4 separate regions of the Homo sapiens genome follow, and all the other regions are linked to region 1. Evidence: chromatin contacts called from ENCODE Hi-C or POLR2A ChIA-PET data. All regions are on one chromosome and are shown on one strand. Each heading gives the region's core, a stretch centred on a gene start or an enhancer-like site at or near the end of the contact. The rest is flanking DNA. Distances are from core to core; before and after follow the strand shown. Region 1 holds the start of FYCO1 (FYVE and coiled-coil domain autophagy adaptor 1). Region 2 holds the start of LIMD1 (LIM domain containing 1). Region 3 overlaps LIMD1 (LIM domain containing 1). Region 4 has its middle 56 kb from the start of CCR3.

What was found. A loop is a pair of places that touch in the nucleus more often than their neighbours do. ChIA-PET counts read pairs that join two places held with the same protein, here RNA polymerase II (POLR2A). Pooled maps may share reads with other maps.
Region 2: a loop to region 1 is called in a map of CD8-positive, alpha-beta T cell, with 3 times the contacts of the local background. The contact joins the promoter of LIMD1 here to the promoter of FYCO1 in region 1. A Hi-C loop is called at or near these places in 6 of 168 maps with a recorded cell type or tissue (CD8-positive, alpha-beta T cell, aorta, ascending aorta and 2 more), 2 of 37 single-sample maps with no recorded cell type and 13 of 50 pooled maps.
Region 3: a map with no recorded cell type shows a loop between it and region 1 (10-fold over the local background). The contact joins the enhancer-like site here to the promoter of FYCO1 in region 1. A Hi-C loop is called at or near these places in 1 of 168 maps with a recorded cell type or tissue (aorta), 1 of 37 single-sample maps with no recorded cell type and 7 of 50 pooled maps.
Region 4: a loop to region 1 is called in a pooled map, with 4 times the contacts of the local background. The contact joins the enhancer-like site here to the promoter of FYCO1 in region 1. A Hi-C loop is called at or near these places in 6 of 50 pooled maps. POLR2A ChIA-PET finds 5 or more read pairs at or near these places in 2 of 52 experiments (CD8-positive, alpha-beta T cell and activated T-cell).

What each region holds. Positions count from the first base shown.
Region 1 is chr3:45,993,169-46,000,630 of GRCh38, forward strand. FYCO1 (FYVE and coiled-coil domain autophagy adaptor 1) reads right to left here and starts at 2,656. Exons shown (of 18, transcript NM_024513.4): 1 at 2,554-2,656. It overlaps LOC105377063 (a long non-coding RNA gene), which reads left to right and starts at 2,735. Exons shown (of 3, transcript XR_940799.3): 1 at 2,735-2,921. RefSeq lists enhancers at 1-409, 2,455-2,954, 2,455-2,504, 2,525-2,684.
Region 2 is chr3:45,588,776-45,596,237 of GRCh38, forward strand. LIMD1 (LIM domain containing 1) reads left to right here and starts at 5,976. Exons shown (of 8, transcript NM_014240.3): 1 at 5,976-7,462. The coding sequence starts at 6,105. RefSeq lists silencers at 4,983-5,452, 5,463-5,592 and an enhancer at 5,683-5,852.
Region 3 is chr3:45,609,139-45,616,600 of GRCh38, forward strand. All of the region lies in intron 1 of LIMD1 (LIM domain containing 1), which reads left to right. Among named protein-coding and RNA genes, the nearest start is that of LIMD1, 18 kb to the left of the region's middle. RefSeq lists enhancers at 2,584-2,653, 3,711-3,760 and a silencer at 5,990-6,089. Within about 2 kb of position 3,978, at least 6 of the 41 ENCODE cell types and tissues checked have a DNase peak (open chromatin) inside an H3K27ac peak, as active enhancers do.
Region 4 is chr3:46,294,273-46,301,734 of GRCh38, forward strand. No RefSeq gene overlaps it. Among named protein-coding and RNA genes, the nearest start is that of CCR3, 56 kb to the left of the region's middle. Within about 2 kb of position 3,968, at least 5 of the 41 ENCODE cell types and tissues checked have a DNase peak (open chromatin) inside an H3K27ac peak, as active enhancers do; they include CD8-positive, alpha-beta T cell, where a contact is called at or near this core.

The DNA of each region.
Region 1 (7,462 bases), core at 1,406-3,905:
TGAGAAACAGGCCCTTGGTGCCTTTCAAATGCCACAGAGATCCAAGTGAACAGGAAGGACCACTGGAAGTTACTAAAATCAACAGGTTGACTGGCTCCCATGTGAGAAAAGGGATAAAACTGCTCTTGCCTAACTGAGCACAGCTTCTGCCATCATCCTCTTCTCAAAGCCATGGGGCCCATTTGCTCCAAGGCAATGGCTCTTATTATGGGGGTAGTACAGACATTTCAGCCATTTTTGTGATGTATCAACGAACAGCAAGAAGGTAAACAGCATTTCCATAGGTAGAACCACAGAAACATTCCAATTCCCACCCTATTGATTTATTTAATTGCTCAGATAGAGGCTCTTATACCAATAAAGACTTCTTATTTTCTTGAAACTGGCATTGAGCTCACAAACAAAATACTGTTTATCTTTTGACTAAGACAAGAACATAGCAGTCATGACGTGAGCAGATGTTGCCCTGACCATAATGGACTCATCTGTGCTCACAAGTTGCCTCTGTAATCACAGGCACCAGTTAATGACCCTTACCTGCTGCCTAGGGCTGCTTGCAGTGAACGTGGTTCCTAAATCTAGGTGCCTACCAGTGATTTCCACCATAAGACCACAGCTAGACAACACACTTCCTCTGCCTCATGTTTAAAGACATTCTAGTCTTGAGTCACCAAAGCTGTGTCTTTGGAATCTTCAGTAAACAAAAGTTACCTATCAGCTAAACATCTCCCCTAAAGGGAAGCAGGGTGGGTGGGGGTGAGGGGGCTGCCATTTCTTGCGTACCTACTTTGTATTCTTGAGTCAGCAGTCCATAGCCTTGGTGACCAATATGGGTCAAAGCTACCAGCTGCTCTGATCTTGCTCTGTTATGGGTGATTCCTCTCATCACAAACATCTATGGGGGCCATCCCCCTCAAAAAGGACCAGGTTAAAAACTTGGCTCCTGAAATTATACTGGTGCTCCAAACCCAGCCCCAAGGGGCAAAGGTCATCGGAACAACAGCTAAAGGATCACTGCCTGAGACTGTTACCAATCTCTAAAGTAACTGCAAAAAAAAAAAAAAATCAAAGTAAAATATTAAGAATTGAGTATACGGATATTCACCATACAATCCTTTCAGTGATTCTGTATGTTTATTTTTCTAATAAAATATTAAAAACAATTTAAAAAGTAAATGAAGTGCTACACAAAGATAGTCACTTTGAACATAAACAGATAAACTCTATTTCCTAAAGCAAGAGCCTTTAGGAGAGATCCTATTAATCAAAGGAGGCTGAGATCCATCACTGTGACAATTAGCTCTTATTTTCAGGGTGATAATAACCACGGTGCACAACTAGTATGGGGCATTCAATGCTTTCAGAACAGTGGTTGTCACAGAAGGGAGGGTCAAGTGGAGCTCACTCAACAGGGGTCCACTTCAGAAGGTGGGAACTACTGAAAGCAGAAAACCTTGGCATGATAGCTCCAGCTCCCCACCCCTCCCCCACACCAGCCCCCAACACCCTCCAGCCGCATTAGGCAGATGGCAGGGGAATTAAGCTTGCAGCCTGAGACCACAAGGCCTGCACGGGCAGGAGAACCAGTGAGCAGATTAAGCCCTGGATCCTCTGCCCCGCAAAAGCCCCTGACCCATTTCTCTGTCGGGAAAGGAAACTGCTGTGGTAAGACAAGCAGAGGGGCTGAGAGGCTCTGGCCAACACAGGCAGTTTCAACAAGTGTTCTATTTTTTTTTCTGGAGAGGACACCCAATGGGAACAGTGAAGAGTGACAGGGACATCAGAGAATACATGTGCTTTAACAGGGGGCCACGCGGTTAACGTGTCAACCACATGTGCTTTTCTTACAAAAAATAAAATCCCGCCATCCTCCCCCCTCCCCGCCCCACCCCCGCCAGGTTTCAACAGCACGGACTCCAGTCCAGTGCAGTGCCGCCACACCAGAGACAACAGGTGTTTCGGGAAAAGACCCCTGGGGGCTAGCTCGAGACCCTGCGCATGGGCACAAGGGGCAGTGGATAGTGAATAGGTCTTGGCCAAAGGATGGGCCAGGAAGAAAGAAGCTTCTTCCCCTCCTGGGAAGAGGGCAGAGATCCGAGCACCAGCGGAGTCTTGCAAAGTGAAGGTCTGGGCTGTCCCGGCCCAACTGGGCCAGAGACTAAACTTCCTAAAGACCACGCAGGCAGGAACTCCGGGGCCTGCCCCATCCTGCGCTAAGACATTCAGGCTTGTTCTGAGACGCCGCATGGTGGGCTCCTTTCCTTTGCGGGCCCTCCGCCCTCCGGGGTCTTGGAACTGGTGTTTGGGGTCTGTCTTTCTAACCGACCAACAGAGGCAGGCTGGGTGCCTGGGCCGGCTTCCACCTGCCCGAGGTGCTTCCCGGCCCGCTGGGCAAGGACGGGGGCGCTCGGGCAGGGTCTGAGGGAGACCTGGGATGGGCGGGGACTGTAAGGGCAACAGGTGACAAGCCGCGCCCCGAGCGAAGCTCTCGCCTCAGGGATCGTGAGCGACCCAGGTGCCCCCAGAGTCCAGCCGGTCTTCCGCGGCACTTACGCGCTCGTGGGTCCACCGCCGGGCAGAACCGAAACTTTCTGGGGCCAAGCGGAAGAGGACGGGAACGCGGTGCTGACGGCCATGACGCGCACACCAAGAGGGTGGCGGGGGCGGACTACAACTCCCGGCGTGCTCCCCGGGGCTGAGGCCTGCAACTCCCATCGGACTCCCGGGGCTCCGACTACAACTCCCGGCGACTCCGCAGGGCGGGGTTTAAGTGCTCCCACCGCCCAGTCCCCGGACCGACTGTCCCACCCGCGACCCATGCTGGCCCCAGGTTAACGCCTGCAACCCCGGAGGGCCACAAATCAAAGGTCTGGCATCTTGACAACAACGCTGTTCTTGTGTGGCTAAGGAGCACTCCAAAGGTAGCTAGTTCGAGTTGAATCGTGCACGTGCTGTAAGTGTGAAATACACCTAGGTACCAAAGAGTCCGAAGAATGTTAACTAGCTCATTAATTTTTAGTGATTGCATGTTAAAATGATAATATTTTGATATATTGGGAAATAGAAAAACATGTATTGGTGGGCCTAATTTCCCATCTTTTAATCCCCCTTATTTCTTAATATCAGGGTCTTACTTAAAATTAGTGCTCAAAAACTACGTGTTTATGAACTACCACCCCTAACTTTGGCCCCATCCTCAGCCCAACTTCTATTTATAAGATGGGTGTTGCAAAGCACTGTGGAACTGAATACGATAGAACAAAATGCATTCAATCAGTGTCCGCTATGGGCACAGTAGAAAAGAGGAACACTACACGGGGACTTTGGCTTCTAACTGACTGCATTCCTTAGCTGTGGCTGGCTATCCTTTACTCTCTGCCCTAGTTCTCATCATTTAAGCCAGAAACAGCTCTCTCCCTTGTAGGACCTAGCTCGTGGTATCCAGTCAGGAACCGTGGTGGCCCAACATTCTAAACTGAGGAAGCAGGGTGTTGTCTGGGTACAATAATACAGAAAGAAAATCAATTTCTTAGTCGATTTTAGGCTATGACATCTCATTAGCCATCTAATTTTATAAATTAGATGTAGCTAAAACAGTGAGTTGGATGGATGGAGTAGTCAGTTTGGGGGTGGGGTTGGGAGGAGGTACATGAATAGAAGTGATTTCCACTCTTGTTAACAGAAAGGAGAACAGAAAGAAAACGGGGGGAGTGAGAAGATGACAAAGAGAAAAGTAATCAATGTAGTGGTCTAAGAGAAATCATTGCTCCAACCACTGTCTGAACAGCTTCATGCAATATTAAGGATGAGAGAGATTTTAATGTTGGTCATCTGGTCCAATATCCTTGTTTGAAACTGTGTGGGGAAAAAAAAACCTCCCTCAAACCGTATTTTTCCTCTACTCTTACACAACAGCAATCATCAACACAGGAGAATAATTTGGTGACCAGATGTGTGTGGGGTTTTCCCCACACACTGAGCAGTGGACCGCACCTGGGTGTCCTCCAATTCAATTCCGACACTATCTACCTGGAGTATCAGATCCCACAAGTGGAGGGCTCAGTCCCCAAGACTGCCTCCTCACCTTTAAACACCAGTTGTAAGTCTAGGCCTCCAGAATTTTGGAATGACTGGCTTCAAGTTGAGTTCCCACGACACCCTCTTTGGGTTCAGCTAATTTGCTAAAGTGGTTCATAGAACTCAGAGAAACACATTTACTGGTCTATTATAAAGGATACTGCAATGGATGCAGATAAAGAGACACGTAGGATGAGGTGTGGAGGAAGGGGCGTGGGGCTTCCATGCCTTCCCTGGATGCACCACTCTTCAGTAACCTCCACGTGTTCAGCTATCCCGAAGCTCCCCGAATCCAGTCCTCTTGGGCTTTTATGGAAGCTTCGTGATGTCAGCATTGCTTCCCCCAGGGTATAGGGGAGGACCCTCTCTTGGGAGGGTCTTAAGACCTATAATCAGAAAGGCGGGGGAAGCGGCTGGGCACGGTGGCTCACGCCTGTAATCCCAGCTCACGCCTTGGGAGGCCGAGGTGGGCGGATCACCTGAGGTCGGGAGTTTGAGACCAGCCTGACCAACATGGAGAAACCCCATCTCTATTAAAAATACAAAATTAGCCGGGCGTGGTGGCACATGCCTATAATCCCAGCTTCTAGGGAGGCTGAGGCAGGAGAATCGCTTGAACCCGGGAGGCGGAGGTTGCGGTGAGCCAAGATCGAGCCATTGCACTCCAGCCTGGGCAACAAGAGCAAAACTCCATCTTAAAGAAAAAAAAAAAGAAAGAAAGGCGGGGGAAGATTAGAGTCCTGCCTTAAAGCAGGTGAAAGGAGGGCAGAAGGCCAGAGAGATTCGGTTTCCTGAAGCCTAACATACCTAACATAACAAAAGACTGTAACAAGGGCTATGGGAGTTATGAGCCAGGAACCATGGAAGAAAACCAAGATAGATAGATAGATAGATAGATAGATAGATAGATAGATAGATAGATAGACAGACAGATAGACAGACATCATAATACCACAGAAACTTAAACCCAAAAGGAGTTTGAAAAGAAAAGGAAAACAAACCTAATATTTATTGAGGACCTATATGCCAGTCCCTAGCCCCCCAGCAAAAAAACAAAAAACAACAACAAAAACCCATTCAGCATTATATTTAAAACTTGCAGCCACTTGGTGACATAATTAGTATTCATTATCATACTTTGAAGATGAGGAGATGAAGCTCAGAGAGGTTAAATGACTGTCCTGGTCCACCCACCTAATAAGTGGTGGAGAGTGGTGGAGGCTGGGGTAGAGCTGGGGGCTCCTGAGGGGTCTTCTGTCACCCAGCACACTGTCAGATACAGGGAAGGTTAACAAAATCACTACTGTTCAGGTAGTTTAACTTGGATTTCCTTTATAGATACAGCAGAGTATTTCAAACTATAATCTTTCAAACAAACATACAAACAAACGCAGCATATTCTTGTGTTCTGATGTGAATACACATTAAGAGATCAGATTCAAAATCACCAAATCCCCACACCCTCTCCTTACAGCCTTAACAAGTGGCAGAAGAGGAGACTATTCCTCACGGGAAGCTGACCGTGCCCACGGCCCTGAGGAGGGATGAGGCTCTTGGAATGATTGTTAAGGGCTTTTTATGTGCCAGGTGCCATGTTATGTGTATTCCACACCTGGTTTAGTTTTATCCTTATATCAGTCTCATGATACATAATTATCCACATTAAGCAGATAAGCAAACAGCCTTAGAGAAGTTAGCTAATTTGCCTAAAGCCCAAACCTTATAGTGGCAGAGACAAATTTTGAGCTCAGGTCTGTCCAATTAGAGTTTAAGCCTTTAACCACTGTGATGGCAGCTCCTTCCATGGGGCAGCCATGTGCTCTGCCAAGGACCCTACCATTGTGGCCCCTGCTGGTCAGGCCAGAAGTGGATGCCAGCCATGCCAATGGCATGGGGTGGCAGCTCAAAAGAGTCAGCCTCCTCTTGATAGTCACTGGTCAATTAATCTCTCTGCTGGAAAATTCGAGTGTAAGACCCACGGAAGGAATCAGAAGTTGACTGCAGAATCAACAGCTCTAAGCTGGTTGAGCTATCTTCCCCTACAGAACACAGCTTTTCAGTAATGATTCATAGACAATGCAGAAGGATGTGGACCTCAGGGCTCCGGAATTTGGTTTGAATTCTGACATGTATATTTTCCAGAATTTTTTCTCCATAACTCTACTATTGACTTTTCTCCTCAACCCTTCATCAACTGAAAACTTTTGAAATTTTAAAATAAGCTCTTGATAATACAGATTTAGACTTTTTCCATTTTAAGTGATAATAATAGAAAATAGCATTTCCCACAGAATAAGGGGACTATACTTCCTGGTTCAGCCAAGAGAGCCCTGTTATCCCAGCATGAATATTCACAGCACCTCTGTTCACTCCCAGTGGTGTCCCATTTTCTCAATACATTATAGTTACTGTTCGGGAAAAACTCTCAAACCGGTTTTCCTCTGTTCTCACACCACAACAATCAACACAGAAGACTTCTGCATTTCCTGAGGATTCCTTTCCACCACAAAGCAAGCAATCACTTCTGCAGCAGATACCAACTGGGTGTCCTCCAATTGAATTCTGACACTGTCTACCTGAAGATGGTGTCAGAGCCTGCCACTTTGGGGCCCACAACCCAAGAATCATGCTTCCCTCCTTAGATACCAGTCACAAGTCCGGCCCTCCAGAACTTTTGACTGACCAGCTTTGAGTTGGGGTTCCCAAGACCTCCTCTTTGGGTTTGATTGGTTTACTGAAGCACCTCACAGAACTCAGGGAAACACATTTACCAGTTTATTAAAAGGATATTACAAAGGATACAGATAAAGAGACGATACACAGGGCAAGGTATGGGGGAAGGGGCGCCAGAGCTTCCATGCTCTCCCTGGGCATACCACCCCCCAGGAACCTCCACGTGGTATGGAAACTCTGTGAACCCAGGCCACTTGGGTTTTTATGGAGGCTTCATTATATAAGCATGATTGATTAAGTCATTGGCCATTGGTGATCAACTTAACCTTCAGCTTCTCTCCCCTCTTGGTAGGTTGGTGGTGGAGCTAAGTCCCAACCCTCTAATCATGCCTCTGTCTATGGTGACCAGCCCCACCCTGAAGCTGTCAGTCTCTTATTGCAGGTAGCTAGGCAGACATGAGCAGGGCAGGAGACCCCCTCACCCCTGCCAAGGAATGTCAGGCAACCATCAGGTGATGGTTAGGGAGGAGGACGAGGAATCTCACATACACGTTTTCCTCCATTTCTTGAATCACTTCCATGCCCTTGCCAATATGCATCCAGACCTTCAAGGTCATATTTGAAGGGAAAGAAGTCCATTCCATTCTGGCAGTTGGCTGAACTGGTACAGACACAGGCTTCTCATCTACTTTAAGAAAAATGTGAAATGAGA
Region 2 (7,462 bases), core at 4,726-7,225, 400 kb before region 1:
CAAAAAGTTAGCTGGGCGTGGTGGCGTGTGCCCGTAATCCCGGCTACTCGGGAGACTGAGGCAGGAGAATAACTTGAACCCAGGAGGCGGAGGTTGCAGTGAGCTGAGACCATGCCATTGTACTCCAGCCTGAGCAACAAGAGCAAAACTCCATCTCAAAACAAAACAAAACAACAACAACAAAACCAGAGAGAATAGATTGTAAATATTTCTCATCAGACTTAAGGTCTGTGTTGATGTTAATGCCAGAGAGGTGTAATGAGGCATGTCTGACCCCCACTTTCAGGTTAAATTTTAGAGTGCCCTGGCTGAGGAGGAAGTCCATTTAGATGGTTGGGGGGCCTTAGGATTTTATTTTTGGTTAACACCCTGAATTTGCTGTTGCCTTGATCTTGGACTTCCCAGCCTCTCAAACCATGAGAAATACATTTCTGTTGTTTATAAGTCACCTAGTCTGTGGTATTCTGTTATAACAGCCCAAATGGACCAAGACTAGTCAACTAGAATATTGAACATGTTTTCATTCAAGAAAACAAAATAAAACATTACTGGTAAACACTTAAACAAAACCATTTACACTCTGCCTACCTACTGATAAAATTTTTTAACTTTTCAGTATTTTGCTTCTTAAACAACTGTTATGCAAATATAAACACCTTTTTTTGAGATATTAAAGTTGTTTCCAAGCACATGAAACAGACAAAAACAGCCTGTATTAAATAACCACAGCTGGGATTCTAAATGCTATGCAGAGAATTTGAAAGACCTCTGCCTCTTATGTATTAAACAGCAGCAGTAAAACATCAGTAGTCTCCTGGCCATTTCTAAGTACCCTTTCACAGTGGTATATTATTCAGTTTGATGCCCATGGGATACCATCTTTATTTTTTTTTTTAATTTTTTTTTTGAGACAGGGTCTTGTTCTTTCACCCAGGCTGGAGAACAGTGGTGCGATACTACAGTCATGTGCTACCATACCTGGCCAATTTTTTAAAAATTATTTTTTGGTAGAGATGGGATCTCACTATGCTTGTTGCCCAGGCTGGTCGCAAACTCCTGGCCTCAAGCATTCCTCCCTCCTTGGCCTCACAAAGTGCTGGGATTACAAGAGGGAGCCACTGTGCTCGGCTGGGATGCCATCTTTATAATCTATTTTGTAACGGTGTAAGGTGATCCATTGACTAAGAGAGGACAACCCAGTTGGGGCAGGAAATACATGGATTGTGGATTCAGGTTTGTGTTTAGTTGATGGAGATGGTGCAACTGTTCTAGAATGGCAGTGGGGGTGGAGAGTAATGCCTACAAGCTTCTGGAATGCTGAGCACTTCAGCTAAGCCAAGATACGGGGAGGCAGGAGGGCATCAAGGATTGTGGGCTCACATAGGTGCCAATGTCACAGGATACTTGGGGTGTTGCTTTTCCAGACAGAAACCTCTGTGGCTAGTGGTGCCTTTGCCCAAGTTTTGCTCAGGCCTGCTGGTTTTGTTTCGCCCACTTAGCCTGACAGGCTGTGCTCAGCTCGTGCTACTGGTGTGGATCCCATGCTTGCCAAGGGCAAGCCAGCCATGGAGCAGCGAGAGCTGTGTGAGCAAGCAAGCATGGGGTCTGGCCACTGCACACAGCCAGGCATGCCAGCTGTGGCAGTGCAGGCAGCTCCAGGTGCCAGCACGGGCACAGCTGTGGCTGGACCAGGCGTACCACAGGCAACTTCCACCGCTGGCACTGGGGAATGCGGTGGCACCTGGAAGCTTGGAGACACCAGGAACCGCAGAGCCCCAAAGAGGGTATCATAACCCTGGATTGGGGTGCTCCTAGGTCTGGGCTCCCCAAAGGGCTGCAGCTTTTCTCTCCTTCTCTCTTTTCTCCTTCTCTCTTCTCTCCTTCTCGTTGCCCACAACGTGGCAAGCAAGGGGTGTGTTTCAGTCCTGTTTGTGTTACAGATCTTTTAGTGCCACCATTTGCCCAGTGGGTCCCAAGTTCTTGTCCTGTGTCCACAAAGAATGAAGTATGCAGACAACTGGAGGGTGAGCAAGGCAGAAAGGAGCCTCACTGAGTGGCAGAACTGTTCTCAGTGGGTATCTCCTTTCCTCAGGCAGGTTGTCCCGATGAGTGTCCAGCTCTCAGTGGAGAAGAGACCCACAGTGGGTAGCTGCCTTCCACAGGCAGGTTGCCCCGATGTCTCTGCAGCCTTCAGCAGAGAGACCCAGAGTGGGTAGCTCCTATCTGCAGGCAGGTCATCCCATTGTCTGCCTGAGTCTGGCTGAGTCTGGTTTTTTTTATGGACTTCAGAAGGGAGGAAGTGTGTGCTGATTGGTCCACCGGCAGCCATAGGCAGGCCCAGGAAAAGCACCATAAATTCTCACTCCAGTCTGCAGGACTGATAGCTCAGCCCCTAGGTTTCAGGCTGTCCCTGTCTTGAAGGGGGCTTCACTGGGGACCCATCCCATTTCACCCAGGAGCCTGATTGCCCCCTGCTGCCATCAACCTGCTGGCCATGGCACCCATGGCACCCAGGCTGTTCATGCTGAGGGGTGCCTGCAGGTACATGCCGAACTGCCCTCAGCCTCACCCTGGCCTCCCTCCCATGCTCATCGGCACCCAAAGTCTGGAGGGGGCCGAGGCGGCAGGGGACTGGTGTGTCAGTGCTGCCCTGAGTGCGTGCACCCCCAGCTGGGTCGTGACAGTATCTGGGCTCAGCTTCAACTTTGCTCCAAAATCAGAATGGGCACCAGGAGAGGCCAGGCAACAGGAGCAGGCACTTCTGAGCCTGTGGGAGTAGGGGGGCTTTCTAGGTCCCCGGGAGCACAGGGATGCCCAGGTCTGCAGCCACAGCTGGGTGGATGCAGCTGTGCCTGGGAAGGCAGGGCTCCCGCCCCACCAACTCAGAAGGGAGTGGGGCTCCTGCCTGTTCCTAGCTCCTACCAGCTCTATGGAGCATGCAGTCACGGCCTCACCTCGCCATTGCAGCTAGCATCATGGCAGTGGCTGCTCCAGATGGACCACTGCTGCCATCACCAAGATAGGATGAAAAGAGAAGACAAATGTAAGAGCACTGGTTGGTGTCTGTGGCTCCTGCACCAGGGTCCCAGCTGTCCAAACTGAAAACCCAGGAAGCTGGCTCTGAGCTTACTGGACTTTGCAGAGGGATGGCCATATATTCCTAGCACTTTGTCAGCTACAACTGCCATATTTGGAGGTCAGGCAAAGTGAGCCAGTCTTCCACTCCAAAATCCAGTTTTTAATTAATAAGTATTACCCAACACCTAAGGAGTGTTTAATTATGATTACCTCTGAGAAAGGGGATGGTAGGCAACTTTTAAAACTTTATATATGTCTGTATTGTTCAAAGTTGTTATAGAAACATGTATTACTTGTAGATAAAAAACCAAAAAAAATTTTTTAATAAAAATACTTCATTTTAGTATAGTGCTTTATAGCAGTGCTTCTGTAACTTTATTGTGCAAATAAACCGCCCAGAAATCTTGTTAAAATGCAGATTCTGATTCAGTAGGTTGGCAATGGGGCCTAAGATTCTGCATTTTCAACAAGCTCCCTGGTGATATGGAGTCCATTAACCATACTTTGGGTTTACGGCAGCGGTCCTCAATCTTTTTGGCACCAGTTTCACAGAAGCCAATTTTTTCACAGACGGGATGAAACTGTTCCACCTCAGATCATCGGGCATTAGATTCTCATAAGGAGCGTGCAACCTACATTCCTCATGAGGGTAGTTCATAATAAGGTTTGTGCACCCCTCTGAGAATCTAATGCCACTGCTGATCTGACAGGATGTGAAGCTCAGGCGGTAATGCCAGTAATGGGGAGTGGCTGTAAATACAGATGAAGTTTCGCTGGCTTGCCTCCTCTCACCTCCTGCTGTGCCACTCAGTTCCTAACAGGCCACAGACCAGTACTGGTCAGTAGCCCAGGGGTTGGGGACCCCTGGTTTACAGAATATAAAGCACATTCATATATATTATCTTATTTGTTCTCTGTCACAACTCTGGCAGATAGGGGTTCACTAATTCACTTATTCGACCATTAGGTACTACTATTAATATATACCAGGCACTTGGCATACAGATATGGTCAAATGGAGTGGGAAACCTACCACCCAACCAAACAAAAAAAAACGCATGTTAACCAACAAATAAATAATTATAAATAGTTATCAGAACTGAGCAGGAAGTAAAGAGGGTGCTGAAAAAGAACAACAGGAACCACTCTGAGGAGGCCTCTAAGAGGAGGTGACTTCAGCAGGGATGGGAAAGATGAGCCACTCAGTTTAGGGGCAAGCTCTGGGCAGACACCAGGAAGCTCCTGCAGCTAGAGTGCAGGGAGGGAGGGAAGATCCCTAGATCTGGCCCAGAAGGCTGCGGCAAGGGGCCGATTTCAATTTAATTCTGGGGTAAGCACTGAGGATTTAGGTAGAGAAGTGTCTGTTCTAGTATTTGCCTTAGGATCACGATGGCTGTAGTGTGGGAAATGAAACCTCTCCAGGATCGCCTGGGAACTGGTATAGGGAGTCCCGGGCCATGCGGGGGCGCCAAGGAGTCAGGCCTGGTGTCCCTGCAGCCGCGCGGATCCACTTGCAGATGGGTCCCTCTACGAATAACGAGCCTACTAGGGCACGTGCTTTTACTGCTGCACTGAGGACGTGAAATGCGCGCAGGCACAACGAGACTTTCTTCTTTTTCGCTCTTTCAGAGGGCCCGGGCTCCCATCTACGCTTTGCTGGTTACGTTGGCATGTTGGGCATTTCCCCCTCTCTGCCTCAGTCTCCCGACCTGTCAAAGAGGACGGTGGGCCAGCCATGGGTGACACGCCCGTGCGCCTCTCCAATAGTGCACCTCGGGCAAGCCGGGCGGCGGGCACAGCCTGGACGGTGCCGGCCTCGAGAGGCACAAAGGGCTGGCTTTCCACCGGGGAAACTGAGGCAGTGGAGCGAGGAGCGGCGTCCTCGAAAGTCCTCGCAAACTCCCAGCGCCTGTGTTGGGCCCATGCAGGCTACCCAGGCCGCCCGTCTCCGAGCGGAGGACCCCGCCCAGCGCTGCCAGGGGCGGGGCCGGGCTGAGGACCCGAGGCTGGAAGGGAGGTCGGAGCACCCAATTCGGTCCAGGACTCGCAGGGGGCGGCAGTGGCGGCGGCGAAGTCCCGTGCAGTCCCAGTGCTAGAGCGTGGGACGGACTTGTGGGGCACCCCTCGGTGTTCTCCAGCCAGGCCTGGGGGCAGGAGGCCCAGCCACGCTGCCGGGTGCAGGCCTGCCCCTGGGCGCCCGCCCGCGCGCCGTCCCCGCCCCTCGGCCGCCCCCTCCGCCCCGGCGCGGGCTCGGGACGTGCAGAGCCGGCGAGCGAGCAGCAGGGACTGCGCCTGGCGCACTCACTTCCGCGTCCCGCCGCCCTCCGGCCCGCGCGCGCCGATCCGCCGCCGCCATCGGACAATGGGCCGCCAGCCCCAGCTGCCGTGAACTTCCTGCCGCTGCTCGGCCGCCCGTGCGTCCCGGACGGCGTTCCTGCCAGGCGCCGGCCGGGATCGCAGCTCCGGGGAAGCAGCGGAGGACCCAGCGCCTGGAACGTACCTGCGCCTCAGCCGCCGCGCGTTTGCTCCGGCCCGACTCGCGGCCTCGGCGCCCTCCCGGCCGATTCAGCTTCACCCGGCCCAGTCGGCTGCTGCCTTGCTGTGAGTTTCCGTGTTTGGTTGCCTAAGGAGGATGTGATTTTACTTTTTTGCTGTTTTCTTTTTCCTTTTATAATTTGAAGAGGAGAAAAGAACTCCGCTGAGCAGGCCCGGGACGGCGAAGTGCCACCAGCTACCCCAACAAGGACGTCTCCAGGGGAAAGGGAGTTGGAAGCAAACTTGGTCCAGCTGGCGTTGAGGTCTCAACTTCGGCTGGACTCTTAAATCCTGGGGTCATGCCCTTCACGCTAGGCAGGTGGAAGTCTTTACTTGTACTGGGCCGGACTTGAGCCCCGACCCTTCGCCAGCATCTCCCCGCTGCCCTCAACACACACACACACACACACACACACACACACACACACACACACACACACACACACACACACACACGGCACCTGGGCTAGGCCCGGACACCTGTCTGCAGCATGGATAAGTATGACGACCTGGGCCTGGAGGCCAGTAAATTCATCGAGGACCTGAACATGTATGAGGCCTCTAAGGATGGGCTCTTCCGAGTGGACAAGGGTGCAGGCAACAACCCCGAGTTTGAGGAAACTCGCAGGGTGTTCGCCACCAAGATGGCCAAAATCCACCTCCAGCAGCAGCAGCAGCAGCTCCTGCAGGAGGAGACTCTGCCCAGGGGGAGTAGAGGCCCTGTCAATGGAGGGGGCCGCCTGGGCCCACAGGCCCGTTGGGAAGTTGTGGGCAGCAAGCTGACTGTGGATGGTGCTGCCAAGCCTCCTCTTGCTGCCTCGACAGGGGCACCTGGGGCAGTCACCACCCTCGCTGCTGGGCAGCCCCCGTACCCACCGCAGGAGCAGAGATCCAGGCCATACCTGCATGGCACGAGGCATGGCAGCCAGGACTGTGGTTCCAGGGAGAGCCTGGCGACTTCTGAGATGTCTGCTTTCCACCAGCCAGGCCCCTGTGAGGATCCTTCCTGCCTCACTCATGGAGACTATTATGACAACCTCTCCTTGGCAAGCCCAAAGTGGGGTGACAAACCAGGAGTGTCCCCCAGCATCGGCCTGAGTGTAGGGAGTGGGTGGCCTAGCTCCCCGGGGAGTGACCCACCACTGCCCAAACCCTGCGGGGACCATCCCCTAAATCACCGACAGCTCTCCCTGAGCTCCAGCAGGTCTTCTGAGGGTAGCCTCGGTGGTCAGAATAGTGGCATTGGTGGCCGCAGCAGCGAGAAGCCAACAGGCCTTTGGTCCACTGCCTCCTCCCAGCGGGTGAGCCCTGGCCTGCCTTCCCCAAACTTGGAGAACGGAGCACCAGCTGTGGGGCCTGTTCAGCCCAGGACCCCTTCTGTGTCAGCACCCTTGGCCCTGAGCTGCCCCAGGCAAGGAGGTCTTCCAAGATCAAACTCGGGGCTGGGGGGTGAGGTTTCAGGTGTGATGTCCAAACCCAATGTGGACCCCCAACCCTGGTTCCAGGATGGGCCCAAATCTTACCTTTCCAGTTCTGCCCCGTCATCCTCGCCAGCTGGTCTGGACGGTTCACAGCAGGGTGCGGTCCCTGGGCTGGGGCCGAAGCCTGGCTGCACAGACCTTGGCACTGGTCCCAAGCTCAGCCCCACCAGTCTTGTCCATCCAGTGATGTCCACCCTGCCTGAGTTATCTTGTAAAGAGGGTCCCCTGGGCTGGTCTTCTGATGGTAGCCTGGGATCTGTGCTCCTGGACAGCCCCAGCTCCCCTAGGGTAAGGCTGCCCTGCCAGCCCCTCGTCCCAGGTCCTGAGCTGAGACCCTCTGCTGCTGAGTTGAAATTAGAAGCCCTCAC
Region 3 (7,462 bases), core at 2,728-5,227, 380 kb before region 1:
TTGATTACCTGTTAGAGTTTTGAAGGGAGAGCTTATCTGGTGAGGACTTGGGTGACGTTGCTTGTGGGAGGAGGGCCAAGCACGGAATGGAAGTTGAATGTTAGAAGTGCTAGACCTCCAGATTCAGTAAACTTGGAGAATCCCTGTCCCTTGTGGTAAACTTGAGACTTGACTACATTTTGCGGTTAAGGGAATTTCAGTCGGTCAGCATATAACCTGGGGGAGCTTCATGATGTTCTCTTCTTTTTTCTTTTTAATTCATAGGTGTGATCATAGTACACTACAGCCTCAAGCTCTTGGGCTCAAGCAGTCCTCTTGCCTCAGCCTCCCAGGTAGCTGGGATACAGGCATGTGCCACCGCGCCTGGCTCTGAATGGTTCCTTGGTTTCCTTGGTGGGTGGAGCTCCAGATTCCTGAAGCTGGAGTTGTGGGCATGAACCCCAAGTGGGTCACTGGCTTTCCTGCGGGGTTCCACAGCCCTCACTTACCCCTGCCCCAGACCTATCTTTGCATTACCACATCCAGAAAAAGTAGTTCCAAGCCAGGATAACTCATTCATTCAGCAGCTATTATTGAGTACCTACTATGTGCAAGAGACTGAATTAGGACTACTAGGGCTTCCTTTTGTCACAAACAGGTATTGCTTAGTTCCTCCTGCTGTATCTGAGCTCCTTGGTAGTGGGGTTTTTGTCTGTTTTGTTCACTGTTGTATCCCCAGGGCCCAAGGCACTGCCTGGCACACAGCAGGTACCCAGTGGAAACTTACTGAATGAGGCTGGGTGCGGTGGCCCATGCCTGTAATCCCAGCACTTTGGGAGGCCGAGGTGGGCAGATCACAAGGTCAGGAGATCGAGACCAGCCTGACCAACATGGTGAAACCCCATCTCTACTAAAACTACAAAAATTAGCTAGGCATGATGGCGCGCGCCTGTAATCCCAGCTACTCGGGAGGCTGAGGCAGAAGAATCACTTGAACCCGGGAGGCGAGTGAGCCGAGATTGTGCCACTGCATTCCAGCCTGGGCAACAGAGCAAGGCTCTGTCTCAAGAAAAAAAAGACTTCTCGAATGAATATGTGTACACTCTGGCCAGATGTGGGGAGCAGATACTCCCTGACTTCCTCCTGAGTGTCAGTGCCTTTAGCTGGGACACACATTCTGGCATCAATCCATACCCTACACTGACGTGGTAGGGAGGCAGGGGCACTGGGCTGCTGTCCACATCCCTCACCCTGACCAGAGTTACTCAGATGAGCGCTCTCATGTGGGTAGGAGATGCCTTTGGTAGCTGAGGACTAGAGGGGCCAGAAAGGGTTGGGATACATGCTTTATCTGGATAGAAACTTATAGAGTTCCAGGGACTAGCTCACCAAAGGCCTGCGCAGGTTTGGCAGGGAGCAGGGAGACATGCTGGCAGGCATGCATGGTGGCTTTGATTTGAGGAGCTGTTGGTGGGAATGAAAAGCCTAATAAGCACGTGGGCTTTGGATCTGCCACCCCCCAGCTCTGCCAACAGCTGTGAGACCTTGGGCGGGTTGTTCAGCAGCCCTGTACCTCAGTTTCCCCATCAGTAAAATGTGCATATGGTTGTGAGGACTGAATTAGCTAGTATCTGATCTAAGTTGTCCAGTACGGGAGACTGGCCACGTGCAACTGTGAAGTACTTCAAAAGGTGGCTTTTCTGAACTGAGATGTGCTTTTGAAGCACATCTGGATTTTGAAGACTTGGTATGGAGAAAAGAGTGGCTTATTAATATTTTTCATATTGATTCTATGTTGAAATGAGACTTTTGGATATATTGGCCTAAGTAAAACATTAAAATTAGTTTCACCTATTTTTACTTCCTAAGTATGGATACTTGAAAATGTAAAATCGCACGTGGCTTGCATATTTTTCTGCTGGGCAGGGCTGTGCCTTACAAAGCACTTAGAACAGGCTGTAACACATGGTCGTTTGCTGTATACATTCTCTTGCTTTGTCATTTTCTCAAAAGCATGGAAGCGTCTTTACCTTGTCCCATCTGAAAGCCAAGCCCAATCGATTTGTTCAGAACCACAAATGCTTAAACAAAAAGATCATCATTTGTTCAAGGGAGGCTGATTTCATGATTGCCAACCACCAAGTGAGCCCACTGAGGCCAAATGCCTGATGCAAGGGATGGCAGGCTGCTCCCACGCAGCCTTAGAACGAATCCGTTCCCACTTGAAGCAGGGGGGCTCTGGGGTCCGAAGCTGCTGTGTGCACAGGGCTTGATGGAGCAGGTGGTCATTGCAGCTGAGCCAACTTTCCAGCGCCTTAAAAAATACACTCAGTTTAGCAAGTACAGGCAGAAAGCCCAAAGAGATGGCCCATCCCCTTGAGGGAGGTAGAGAAGTGAACGATGGTGTTTCCTGTCCCAAGAGGTGGGAGGAAGGCTGTTTGGGATTTGGCTCATCAGGGGCCACAGGCTACTGGGATGCCTATGTCCTATCCCTCTGTGTAGGCTATGGAGCCCTTTCCTGGGTATGGGCCTCCCAATAAGCCTGTGGCCAATGCAGGGGCAGGCTGGGAGGTGGCTTTCCAGGCAGCTTGCAAAGGCCTGTTTGTCTGAGGCTTGTCCTGACATCACTGAGGCTTTGCTTGCAGGTGGCAGGGACTTACACAGAGGCTCTTTGTTGGCCAGCCACAGAGGTCAGTTAGAAGCCATGAATGGACTGGAGCTGGCAGCCCCTCCTCTACCCATAGCACACAGCTGCCACCTCTCTGGGTTGCCCATGCCTGACGGTGGGTGTGTGAGGTGTGGGGAGAGGCATCTCTGCCCAAATTTGTAGCCAGAGAGCAGAGGAAGTGAAGTTGGTGGGAGGCGGTGAGGAAGGCAGGGAGAAAGAAAGGAGGTGGTGTTGAGGAAGCTAGCATGGCTTCTGCCCAGCTCTGTCATGGTTTGCAGGTGCGCGCTCTCTCTCTCTCTCTCTCTCTCTCTCTCTTTAAAGACAAATTCTCACTCTGTACCCAGGTTAGAGTTCAGTGGCACCATCTTAGCTCACTGTAGCCTTGGCTTCCTGGGCTCAAGCAATCCTCCCATCCCAGCCCCCCGAATAACTGGAAACACAGGTATGCACAACCATGCCTGGCTAATTTGTTAATTTTTGTAGAGGCAGGGTCTCGCTGTCTTGCCCAGGCTGGTCTTGAACTCCTGGGCTCAAGTGATCCTCCCACCTCGGCCTCCCAAAGTGCTAGGATAACAGGTGTGAGCCACTGTGCCAGGCCTTTTGCAGGCTATTTGATGTCTGCATTGGATACTTGGGGTCAGGCTCAATGCCTGGAAGTCATTTAGTGTCATTCTGCTGTGCTCTATTACTTTAAGCATTCACAAGCCTTTCCACACTCTCACTTCTTGATAGGAGGAGTGTCTAGGAATTGTTTTCAAAATGCTGTATTTGCATACAGAGAAATGTGTAGTTCAGTGAGTTTTGACAGATGCATGCACCTGTGTGACCCACATTCCTATCAAGATATAGAATAGTTCCATCCCCAGAAAGTTCCCTCATGCTTCTTTCCAGTTAGTGCTCACCTCCAGGCAACTACAATTCTGATTTTTTAAAATCATTTATTAGTTTTGCCCATTCTAAGATGTAATATAAATGGATTCATATAGTATTTATATACAGTTGATCTTCATTATCCACAGATTCTGTATTTGTGAATCAGCTTACTTGCTAAAATTTATTTGTAACCCCAAAATTAATACTCACAGTTCTTTTGTGATCATTCACAGATATAACAGAGTGCTGAAAAGTTTGAGTCCCCTGACGCCTATCTTCCCAGCTGAAGTCGAACAAGGCAACGCTCCGCCTTCTTGTTTCAGGTCATGCAGTAAACAGGTGTCCTTTTCATGGTCTATTTAGTGCCATGGTTTTTGCATTTTTGTGGTTTTTGTTGATGATTTTGCTGTTTCAAATGGCCCCCAGGCACAGTGCTGGAGTGCTTTCTAGTGTTCCTAAGAGCAAGAGGGCTGTGATGTGCTTTACAACGAGAATATGTATGAGAGAAGCTTTCTTCAGGCACGAGCTACAGGGCTGTTGGCTGAGGGTTCGATGTTAATGAATCAACAATATATACTAAGGAAGGTGTCTCTAAATAGAAGCACACATAAAACAAGGTCATATATTCATCAGTTGATGAAAGTGTTGTGGTCAGAAGTTTTCAGAAACCTAACCCTGTATTTCTGCCAGAAGCAGTGGTTCAGTATTGACTGATTCAGTATTCTTGCCAAATAATGAGAATCAACTATAGTACTCCTTTGTCCAGCTTATTTCACTCAGATAATATCTGTGAAATTCAGCTATGCTGTTGCATTATCAACTGGGCTTTTTGCATTATCAATTGTGCTTTTGTTTTACTGCTGAGTAATATTACATTGTATGGATACACCACAAGATTTGTTTTTCCATTTCCCTGTTGAGGTTTTTTTTTTTTTTTCATTTTTGGCTATTATGAATAAGTCTGTTAGGATTGTTTTTGTGTAAGACTTTGGGTTTTTTTTTTGTTTGTTTTTTTCTTTTGTAAATATGGGATCTCGCTATGTTGTCCAGGTTGGTTTTGAACTCCTGGCTTCAAGTGATTCTCCTGCCTTGGCCTCCTAAAGTGCTGGAATTATAGGCATGAGCCACTGCACCTTATATGTACAAGTCTTTGTATAGACACAGGCTTTCGTTTCTCTTGGGTAAATACCTAGGAGTAGAATTGCTGGATCATGGAGTAGGTGTATGTATAACTTTTTTAGCAACTGCCAAAAACTTTTCCAAAGTGGCCGTGCCACTTAGCATTCCCACAGCAGTGTGAAAGTTCCTCTGATTCTCCAGCTGTTTTTAGAATTTCTTGGGGGCCCTGCTTTACTTGTTGCTTTCTAAGCCACCTGTTCTCTGAGCTGGCAACGCTTGGCTGATACCCTCCCAATTTCCTCTGTTAAAATATTATCTTCACAAGATATTTTATTCCTTTCTTGATAGTGATGGGCTGTGAGCCCATCACTATTTTACTTTGCTTCTTTGCTCTCTTAAGAGTTTGATTTAAAAAACATTTTTTTGTTTTTGCTTTTACCAGTTTTCTCTAGTACAGAAATCCTCTTAGGCTGGGCACAGTGGCTCATGCTTGTCATCCCAGCACTTTGGGAGGCCGAGGCGGGTGGATCACGAGGTCAGGAGATCGAGACCATCCTGGCTAACATGGTGAAACCCAGCCTCTACAACAAATATAAAAAATTAGCCGGGCGTGGTGGCGGGCACCTGTAGTTAAAAAAAAAAAAAAAAAAGGAAATCCTCTGCCCGGGTGCTGTGGTTCACGCACTTTGTAATCCCAGCACTTTGGGAGCTGAGGCAGGGGGATTGCTTGAGCTTAGAGATTCAAGACCAGCCTGGGCAACATGGTGAAACTTTGTCTCTACGAAAAATAAAAAAATTAGCTGGGCGTGGTGGTGCGTGCCTATAGTTCCAGGTACCGGGGAGGCTGAGGTGGGAGGATCATATGAGCCCAGGAGGTCAAAGCTGCAGTGAGCCATGATCACACCACTGCATTCCAGCCTGGGCAACAGAATGAGGCCCTGTCTCAAAAAAAGTGATAATAATAATAAAATAAAAAATAAATTCCTGGGTGTTTTTTTTTTTTTTTGCCGTTTTTTAAACCTTAAACACAGCTAACTGTAGAAAAGTCAGAAAGTATAGAAAAAAATTGGAAAGGTCACCGATCATCCTACTCTAGGGATAATCACTGTTAGGATAGACTTTTTTTTCTTTTACACATAGATATTTAATTTTAAAGAATTTGAGTGAACTAAAATTAACTTTGTTGTAGATTTGGGGACTTTAGTGAAAGTTGGGCCAATAGAGGATGTCGGGGAGCAGAACTTCCCCTCTTCTCTCTTGGGGTCCTGGTGGGGTCTGAAAACTAAATTGACATAGGTAAATAGAAGAGCATACACATTTAATAAAAGTTCTATGTGACACGGGAGCCCTCATAAACAAATGAAGACCCAAAGCAGTGGCAAAACATACATGTGTTTATATGAGGTTGAACAAAGAGAGGCATTTGTGGGAAAGTAACCAAATTATGTGGGGAGGCTAAAGGAAAGTAAGCCTTATTTTAACAAGGTCTGTTTGTACAGAATTTTCTCTGCTGTTACTCTCCATTGAAGAGTGTTTGTTTTCTCATGGTACAGGGAGGGCACCTTTTATTTTATTTTGTATTTTATTTGTATGGATTTAGGGGGGAGAAGTGCACTTTTGTTACATGGATCTATTGCCTACTGGTGAAATCTGGGTTTTAGTGTAACCATCAACTGAACAGTGTAAATTGTTCCCACTAAGTAATTTCTGGCTGGGCAGTAATCCCAGCACTTTGGGAGGCTGAGGGGAGTGGGGATATCTTGAGCCTGGGAAGTTGAGGCTGCCTGGGCCACATGGCAAAACCCCATCTCTACTAAAAATGCGAAAAATTAGCCGGGCAAGGTGGTGCGTGCCTGTGGTTCCAGCTACTTTGGAGGCTGAGGTGGGAGGACTGCCTGAGACTGGGAAGTTGAGGCTGCAGTGATCCATAGTCACGCCTGTGTACTCCAACCTGGGTGGGTTGACAACTTGTCTCAAAAAAAAAAAAAAGTAATTTCTCATCCCTCACTCCCCACCCACCCTCTTCCCCTTCCCTTCTAAGCCTCCAATGTCTGTCATTCCGCACTGTATGTCCATAGGGAGGGGGTACCTTTTACATGGGAGTTTTCGTCTCCTGAAGATGAAGATGCCCTTCTTGCATCTGCTGTTTTTCAAGTGTCTTTAGTTTGATATAATACTATGTCAAAGTGGCATATTTTGGGGCGGCATCTTCAGCCAGCCTTCAGGGGCCTCTAGGGATTAAAAATAGAGTTCAGAAGCCAGCATATGAAACATTTTCCCTTTCTGCTACTTGTTGGCAATGCTGCTTCCCTCTGGTTTAAGAAACTTTCTGGGAGACTTGTGTCACCCCAGTTTCTGCCTTTATTTTTCGCAGGAATGGCTGGGTTCTATTTTGATATGAGTAATTTTGGAATCAGAATTGAGAACTGGGCCCCCTTCCTCCTGACCCCAACAGGGATCTCTTGCCAGCTGCCCCCAACAGGGATCTCTTGCCAGCATCTTCCTGACAAACCTCTGTTCCTTGCTGTCTCACTCTCTCGAGGGACAGCTGGACAAGTGTCAATGAGTTGAGATTGTTAGAAGGTTTTTCTTCTCCAGCCAGCAGCCTTCCCAAAGACCTGACCTACTTAGCAGGCAGATGGATCCTGTAAAAACAAAACCGGGTCACATCCCTCCTGGGCTTGGAAAGAATCCTTCAGTGCCCCCGACCCCTTCTTCCTCACCCACAGAATTGGAGCCAAAGTCCTGAAAGTAGCCTTGGAGGTCCTGCCTTCCCCACCCTGAGTCCCTGCTGTGTGCTGCACCCGGGTCCCCCTCCTGGCT
Region 4 (7,462 bases), core at 2,718-5,217, 300 kb after region 1:
GTACTTAAACTCAAAGGTTGTTAGTTTCAATCCTTCTACAGAAGCCAAGACAAAAAGGTGAAAGAACAGGTGAGGAGAAGGGGATTTCAACACAGGAATTGAAACTGAGACATCCTGGGGCTGCGAGAGGGGCAGAGGTTTTCTTCTCTTTAATTGTCCATGATCCTAGCTCCAATTCCTGAAACTGAAGAATCAGGTTAGTTTTTGTGATTTTCTGATAGCTTCCATGGTGCCCACCAAACACTTAGAACCAGCGTCCATGGACACAGTATTGAATTAAGCATTATGGCATGCACAGAGGATGTGAAACAATTGGAAGGCAATGAACAGCAGTGCCATGGTTTGATGTAGGGCTTCCTTATTCACAGTGAAGTTCATGGACTAACAGCATCCATACCCTCTGGGAGCTTTTCAGAAAGGCTGAATCTCAAGCCCCACCCCAGAGCTACTGATCAGAATCTGCATTTTTAGCAAGACTCCCAGATGATTTGTAGGCAGGTTAAAGTTTTAGAAATGCTTATATAGGCAATAAGGCAGACAGAAGAGACTGCCTGAAGTGGAGGCTGAGGCAATGTGCAAACAACAGAGAAGGGGCTGAAATTGGGGCTGCTACAGAAAGCTTCATGGACAAGTGGAGACTGGGCCAACACACAGGGCCTTTCTTTCCTTTACTCATGTGACCTTCCTACTGGGGGAATATGTGTTTGGTTACAAGTAATACACTGCCTCTCCAGCAAGGTGTCCAGGGATGTTACTTTTGCTTTCAGGAAACCCATGAAAAGGAAATTTCAACTCCTGTAATCAGGAAAGAAAGGAATAGCTCATGTGCTAAGAATGGCCTTCGTCCCTTAGCAAGGAACTGCTCTCTGAGTGCAGAAAGAGAGATTGAATGCCTACCCGAGCCAGACACTCCCCGGCTTTCTCTCCCCACTCGAAACACTGCTTACTGGACTGTGCCTCAGCTTGTCACCACCGACTCCCAGTGAGGAGTGCTCTATTTTAAAATTGCCCTTTGAGGCAGGGTCAGTGGCTCACTCCTATAATCCCAGCACTCTGGGAGGCCGAGGTGGGTGGATCACCTGAGGTCAGGAGTTCGAGATCAGCCTGGTTAACATGGTGAAACCCCATCTCCACTAGAAATACAAAAACTAGCCAGGTGTGGTGGCAGGTGCCTGTAATCCCAGCTACTCGGGAGGCTGAGGCAGGAGAATCACTTGAACCCAGGAGGCGGAGGTTGCAGTGAGCCAAAATGGCACCCCTGCACTCCAGCCTGGGCAACAGAGACTCCGTCTCAAAAAATAAATAAAAAATAAAATAAAATTGCCCTTCGAAGCTGTCTTTACTCCATGGATCTTCAAAAGGACGTTCATTACATTGCACTGGTAGTTGCCATCCTGTTCTCCAGGACACACTAATTAATGACTGCTACAGAAAAACAGGACAAGAGGAAGAAGAAGTCAAAGATGGTCTTCTGTGCTCCAGAAGCTCTGGAAGATGTGAGACTTGCAGAGCCTTTGATACACCAGTGTGGGACTCTAAGCTTATTTAAGCACTTTTTTCAAGATGTAAAAGACTTCAGGACAGGCTTCATCGCTTCTGTGTCTTCTCAAAGAAAACCCATTTTCTCTGAGACATTTTTCTCCTTGAATCCTGTACCAAGAATGACTGTGAATCTACTGGGGAACTACCTTGCCTGATCTTCTGAGTCTAAAAAATCAGAACATATGGCCGGGCACGGAGCTCACGCCTGCACTTTGGGAGGACAAGGCAGACAGATCACGAGGTCAAGAGATGAAGACCATCCTAGCCAACATGGGGAAACCCGGCCTCTACTAAAAATACAAAAATTAGCTGGGAGTTGTGGCGCATGCCTATAGTCCCAGCTACTTGGGAGGCTGAGGCAGGAGAATCACTTGAACCTGGCAGGCAAAGGTTGCAGTGATCTGAGATCACACCACTGCACTCTAGCCTGGTAACAAAGCGAGACTCCACCTCAAAACAAACAAACAAACAACATAAAAAAGAATCAGAACATAGATGTGTTCTGCTCTTTGCTCTGGTTGCTGGACAGCTGACAGCCACGTTGTTGTAGGGCATACAGCAATTCTGAACCTTGGAGCACACCCCTGGTGGCCTGGATCTGGTGTCCACTTGTTTTCTTCCATTTCTCATCTATTTATTTTCAGTGTTTTTCATGGCATATCTCTTATTTGTATGTCACATTGCATCTTTTTTCAAATGAAAACTGAGAGGCTAACTGCCTTGCCCAAGCTCACACAGCTTATCAGTGAGGAATACAAGATTCAGAGCCTAAGCTCTCCCATGCCCCCTCCCTAGTCTTGAGTAAGGCCCATGAAAGACTTGGCTGTGCGCACAACACTGGGAATTGGTAGGAAGTGACCATTATTGGACAGCAGTGATTTGACCTAATCATTTCCTCTTCTTATGCTTGTTTCTTGCTGGCTTGCCTTCTCCACACCCACCCTATAGTGCCCCTTCCTTACTCTCCAAAACTCTTCATCAACTCCCCAAATCCAAGACCTATAATCTATGACTGACAGCTCCAGCTTCTAAATAACCAGGTATATAGGAACAATGCCCCAATAGCCATAGCAACAGGGGTGGGTGGCATTCCAGTATATTGCATCTGTCACAGCCCCCATTTCCACCCGCCATCCCCACATACAGTAGAACCCCAGCCACAGGAACTCAACTGAATATGGCCTTGCTAACTCACACACAAACCCCAGCAGCTGCATCCATCTCTTTGAAATGAGGCTTTCATGCTGTGGCTGCCACATGGGCTCCAGATGGCATTCCAAGCAGGAAGAAAAAAACTAGGAGGAGGAAGGGACAACAACAATATCAGGAAGGGAAAATTTCCCAGGAATCCTCAGCAGACTTCTACTTAGGTCTCATTGGCCAGGACTGTGCACCTGGCCACCCCTAGCTGCAAAGGAGGCTGTCTTGAGTACAATCATGGCCAGAGAAAGGAGGAGAGATGGGTTTTGGGTAATCTGCCACACCAGAGAGGCCACCCTAAATCCCTGGGTTGAGTATAAGGTGCAGAAAACAGGCAGCAGAAGGGGAGCACCAGGGTCAAATAGATGAAGATGGTCATTTAAAGGGATGCAGTGGTCATTATGTGGCATCCCTAGACTCCCCTCTGGCACTGAAGGGCTCATCTTCCCAGTGCTTGGAGTTCTGCTAACATACCCCAAGCTCTCAGCCTTCTTTGGGAATCATGTTGGCTGAAAAGAGTCACCTTGCCCAAAGTCATGCCCCTGTCCAGGGGCAAGGGCGGCCCTCATCCATTGCCTCATCCCTGCATAATTTTGCAGGCCCATCCTAGCCCCAGAGTGCCATGTGGGGTAGGCTGAGGTTTTGAGACTGCGTGGCCTCCCCCTCTCTTTTCCCACATCCTCTCCTCCCCTTCCCTTCCTCCCACGGCCCTAGAGCGCTCCTGATAAGCATCCAGCAGGGTGATCTCCCTAAGCCACAGCCTGCACCAAAGAACAAACCACTCTTTTTTTCTAGTTAAACCTCACTGGCATCTGCTGAGTGCTGGGTGTGTTTGAGGCACTGAGCCAGGTGCTGGGAGTGGAGGGAATGGGTGATCCAAACATGAGTAAGATCAGTTCCCACCTTCTAGAATCTCACAGCCCAGTGCATGGAACTGGGAAAACACGTGACTCCGAGACAAGACAACAGATAGTAAGATAAATACAAAGTGTGATGGCTACTCAAAGGAGGAAGACGTTATAAATGTTTTGATAGGAAGTGGAGAGAGATTAGGAAATCTGGAGATGCTGCACATGGGAGGGAGACTTTGACAGGCCTCTGAAGGATGGCTGGGTAGAGCCCATGGCAGACAGCACTCCAGGCAGGACCGGCCTAAGCAAAAGCGCAGAGGGCTCAGCATGGGCCATGTCCAGATGGCAACACAGATCCAGTTTGGCCACAATGGGAAGTGAAACAGAGCACAAGTTAAGAACATGAGCTTCCAAGTCAGACAGTGCTGTGCTCAACTCGCAGCTCTGCCCTCTCTAAGAGAGGGATGTCAGCAGGTAACTTAACCTCCAACAGCCATGGTTTTCTTATCTGTAAATCAGGAATTGCAACACCCCCCTCTGCCCCAGGGGTCATTGTGGGGACTGAATAGTGGAAATATTAAACTACTACATGAACTCTTCGAGGAGCAGGAGGCTCCGTTGACACCCTAGTTTTTATTATACAAGCAGAAATATTAAGGCTACTTCTGCAGCCACTGGTTCTCAAAGTCAGATCCCTGATCAGCAGCATCCCATTACCTGCGAGCCTGCTAGGAATGCAGAATCTCAGGCCCCAACCCCAACCCAGACCTGCTGAATCAGAAATTCTGGGTGCGGCATCCAGCAGTGTATATTAATGAAGGGAGCTGAGGCACATGAAAACCTGAAAACCTCTGGGTTAAGCCAACAGAGGAATTTATTTTAAGGGTACAGGAGCTCTTCATGGAATTCAAAGACAGGTGCAGCAGGGCCTCAAAAAAGGGCGGCTGACAGAGATGGGAGACTGGGGCAACAAGGATCTCCTTCTGCTTCTCTCATCTCAACTTATCTTTTAACCTCTGCCTCTCTCTTCCTGTGGCTGCGAATAAGCTTTCTTTATGTCTTACTTCCACCAGCTGAGGGTTTCTATCGTAAAGGGTGAAATCTGAGAGGCTGAAATCTGTTTGTCTCCACTCCAGGTCACCCTGGAAGCCGCTCATTGGCCCAGATGGAGTTCGGTGCCTCTACCTGGGCCGCTTAATGTGGTTTAGAGGCTGAGACACTTAGTCTGAGTATAGGTGCTCTTGCCCAAACCAAATGGATGAAAGTGAGGTGCCGATTCAATGGGGTCTCCTATGCTAGGAACACCAGCCAGTCAGGTGCTGGAGAAAGAGATCAAGTTGAGACTGTGGAATTTAGGAGACTGTGGCTTTGAGACTAGTTCCATAGAACAGTGGTTCTCAAAGTGTGATCCCCAGACCAGCAGTCTCAGCCACATGATGTCAGAAGTGCAGTCTTGGCCCCAACCTACCCCAGAGCTACTAAACCAGAAACTCTCTTGGTGGCCTTGTCAATCCTTGCTTTAACAAGGACAAGTTAGAGAACCACTGTCAGGGAGGGCACAGAAAGAGGTAAAAAAAAAAAAAAAACTTTTAAATGAGAGAGACACATCATTTCTGTAGCCTCGTCCGTCTTTCACTCCATTTTCTTAGAATCATAATGAAACAGGCAAACGAGACATCAGAGGAAAACACATCCAGGGTGATGGCTCCCCCTTCTTTTCTTTCCTTAGTGCACAGTGCACATAGTAAAAGACAACTTCCCAAATTATGCAGGCTGTTAGAGCTGGAATAGAGCCTGATCTTCCCTCTTTACTTTTGGGGAAACCAAGGTCCTGAGGGATAGCATTTCAGAACCAGTGTCTCATTTACTGGCAGAGAAGGGACTGAATCTCAGGCCCCCTAACTTCAAGCAGTCATGATTTAAAAATGGAACTTGTCTAAGTCAAAGAGAAAAGTAACTGAGAAAGTAGATTCAAAGGCAGTCATACAAGACCTGCATAGAAAATTAAAAGCAATGCAGCCCTGGCCAGTGGAGTTAGCATCTACAGTGTCATTTTGTGGAATCCCAAACCGAATTATCAATCCCCGACATCCATGGTCAAGCCTTAAATTCCATCGTTATGATGACTAAGAGCTTTTTTCACTCACCACAAACCAGGTAAACCTAAACCACTGCCACCTCAAAATTAGAACATCCAAGGCTTTAACAAGAAAGGAAAAGAGAGGAGAGGAAGGAGACATCTTGTAGAGACATAACAAAAGAAAAAGACAGCTCATAAGTTCTTATATTGAAGTAGATCTGCCAAGTATCCAACAAGGGAAAAACAGCTAGAACATTGCACAGAGTTGTGAAAATCACCTACTTTAAAGTCTGAGCTTTGTAAAACTGCAAAAAGAGAGATACTCTTGGCAGTTAGTGTGTCAGCCTTAATAAAAGGAAGTGGCAAGTCTAGCCTGTGTCAGGGTGGATTAGCATGGCCTGTGTGGGATGCAAAAAGGACAGCAGACGACAAAAAAAAAAAAAAAAAAAAACATGAATATTACAAGGATTAAAAAAGAGGAACCAGACTGAACCAAAACGAAGAGATCTTTCTTTGGTCTTAGCTATGGGTTTTACCAAGATGTGGATGAGGAGGGGTGGGTATGGCTGGTTGTGCAGGTTGCCCTAAACAGTTGCACTGGCACTCTTGCCAGTGGGATAGGTGCAGAACTAAGTCCATCTGGTGCTCTGCTCATCAATCCATGCTCAGACCAGCCCGAGGGGACGGGGTGGTGAATGTTCCTAATCTTCCAAGGCCAGCAACAGGCTGAGGTTATAAGTGACAGAATCACCTAGCTGGCTTGCTTTTGATACTTGTTCTTTGATAGATGTATGTTCAAATTAACTGTTGGCAACCTGTACATTTCAAAGAATGACTTCGAGTCTTTTCAACTAATTTTCTTATTTTCTTCATAAACTTCCAAACTCAGGATATCCAATCAACCCTTTAGAGTCAATGGCTTGGTGCCTAGACAGAGCAAAATGAGAATCTCCCTTTCACAGAATGACACGAAGGAACAGATTCCCTCTTACAAAGAAGCACCAATTACAGGATAATCCCTTTTTTCTGGAGCCAGATTCAAACTCAAATTATTATTATTTTGTTTAATTTCATTGCTTGTTTCTGAAAATGCTTTTTTTGTGGGGGTGGGGATCCTTAGGGATTTTGCTGTTCTGGTTCGGGGTTTGCTTTCCTACTGCCTTTCATGATACCTCCATGCTTGCTGTGACTAGGATCCGTCAAGCACCCTTTACTTTTAGAAATTCTTCCCAAACACTCAAAATTACAGAAGCAGAAATAGCAGTGTCCTCCTCTCTCCAACAAGGAACAGGAAAGAAACTTGCCTGAAAAGGAGAAGCTGGTTTCCAATAAGTACAAACTAGAAGAGATGACTTGTTTGCTGTTTGGAAATTTGGAACCTTCGCAACTAGACTGTTTGTGGCAGTGAGGCTGGTGCCACCCATGTGCTTAGCATCAATAGTGTGGCCTGGGGCTACGTCTACGACCTGACCACTTAACACCATCGCGACTGCTACTGTCCTCGTCCAAGCCACCATCACAGGTGGGGCTTGCTTCCCTCCTCTGCCCTTCCTGTAATAGGCTATGCTCAGTGCAGCAGCCAGAGATCCTGTTAAAACATCCATCCCTCCACTACCCAGAGCCCTCTACTAGCTCCCCAGCTGGTTCCCAGTAAAGGGAAAAGCCCTTCCCATGGCCTGCTAGGCCCCACAAGACCTGGCTCCCAACCCCCTGCTCTGCCTTGGGTCCCACCACCACACTCCCCCTCACTTCCTCTGCTCCAGCCACACCCTGGCTCTCTTGCTGTTTC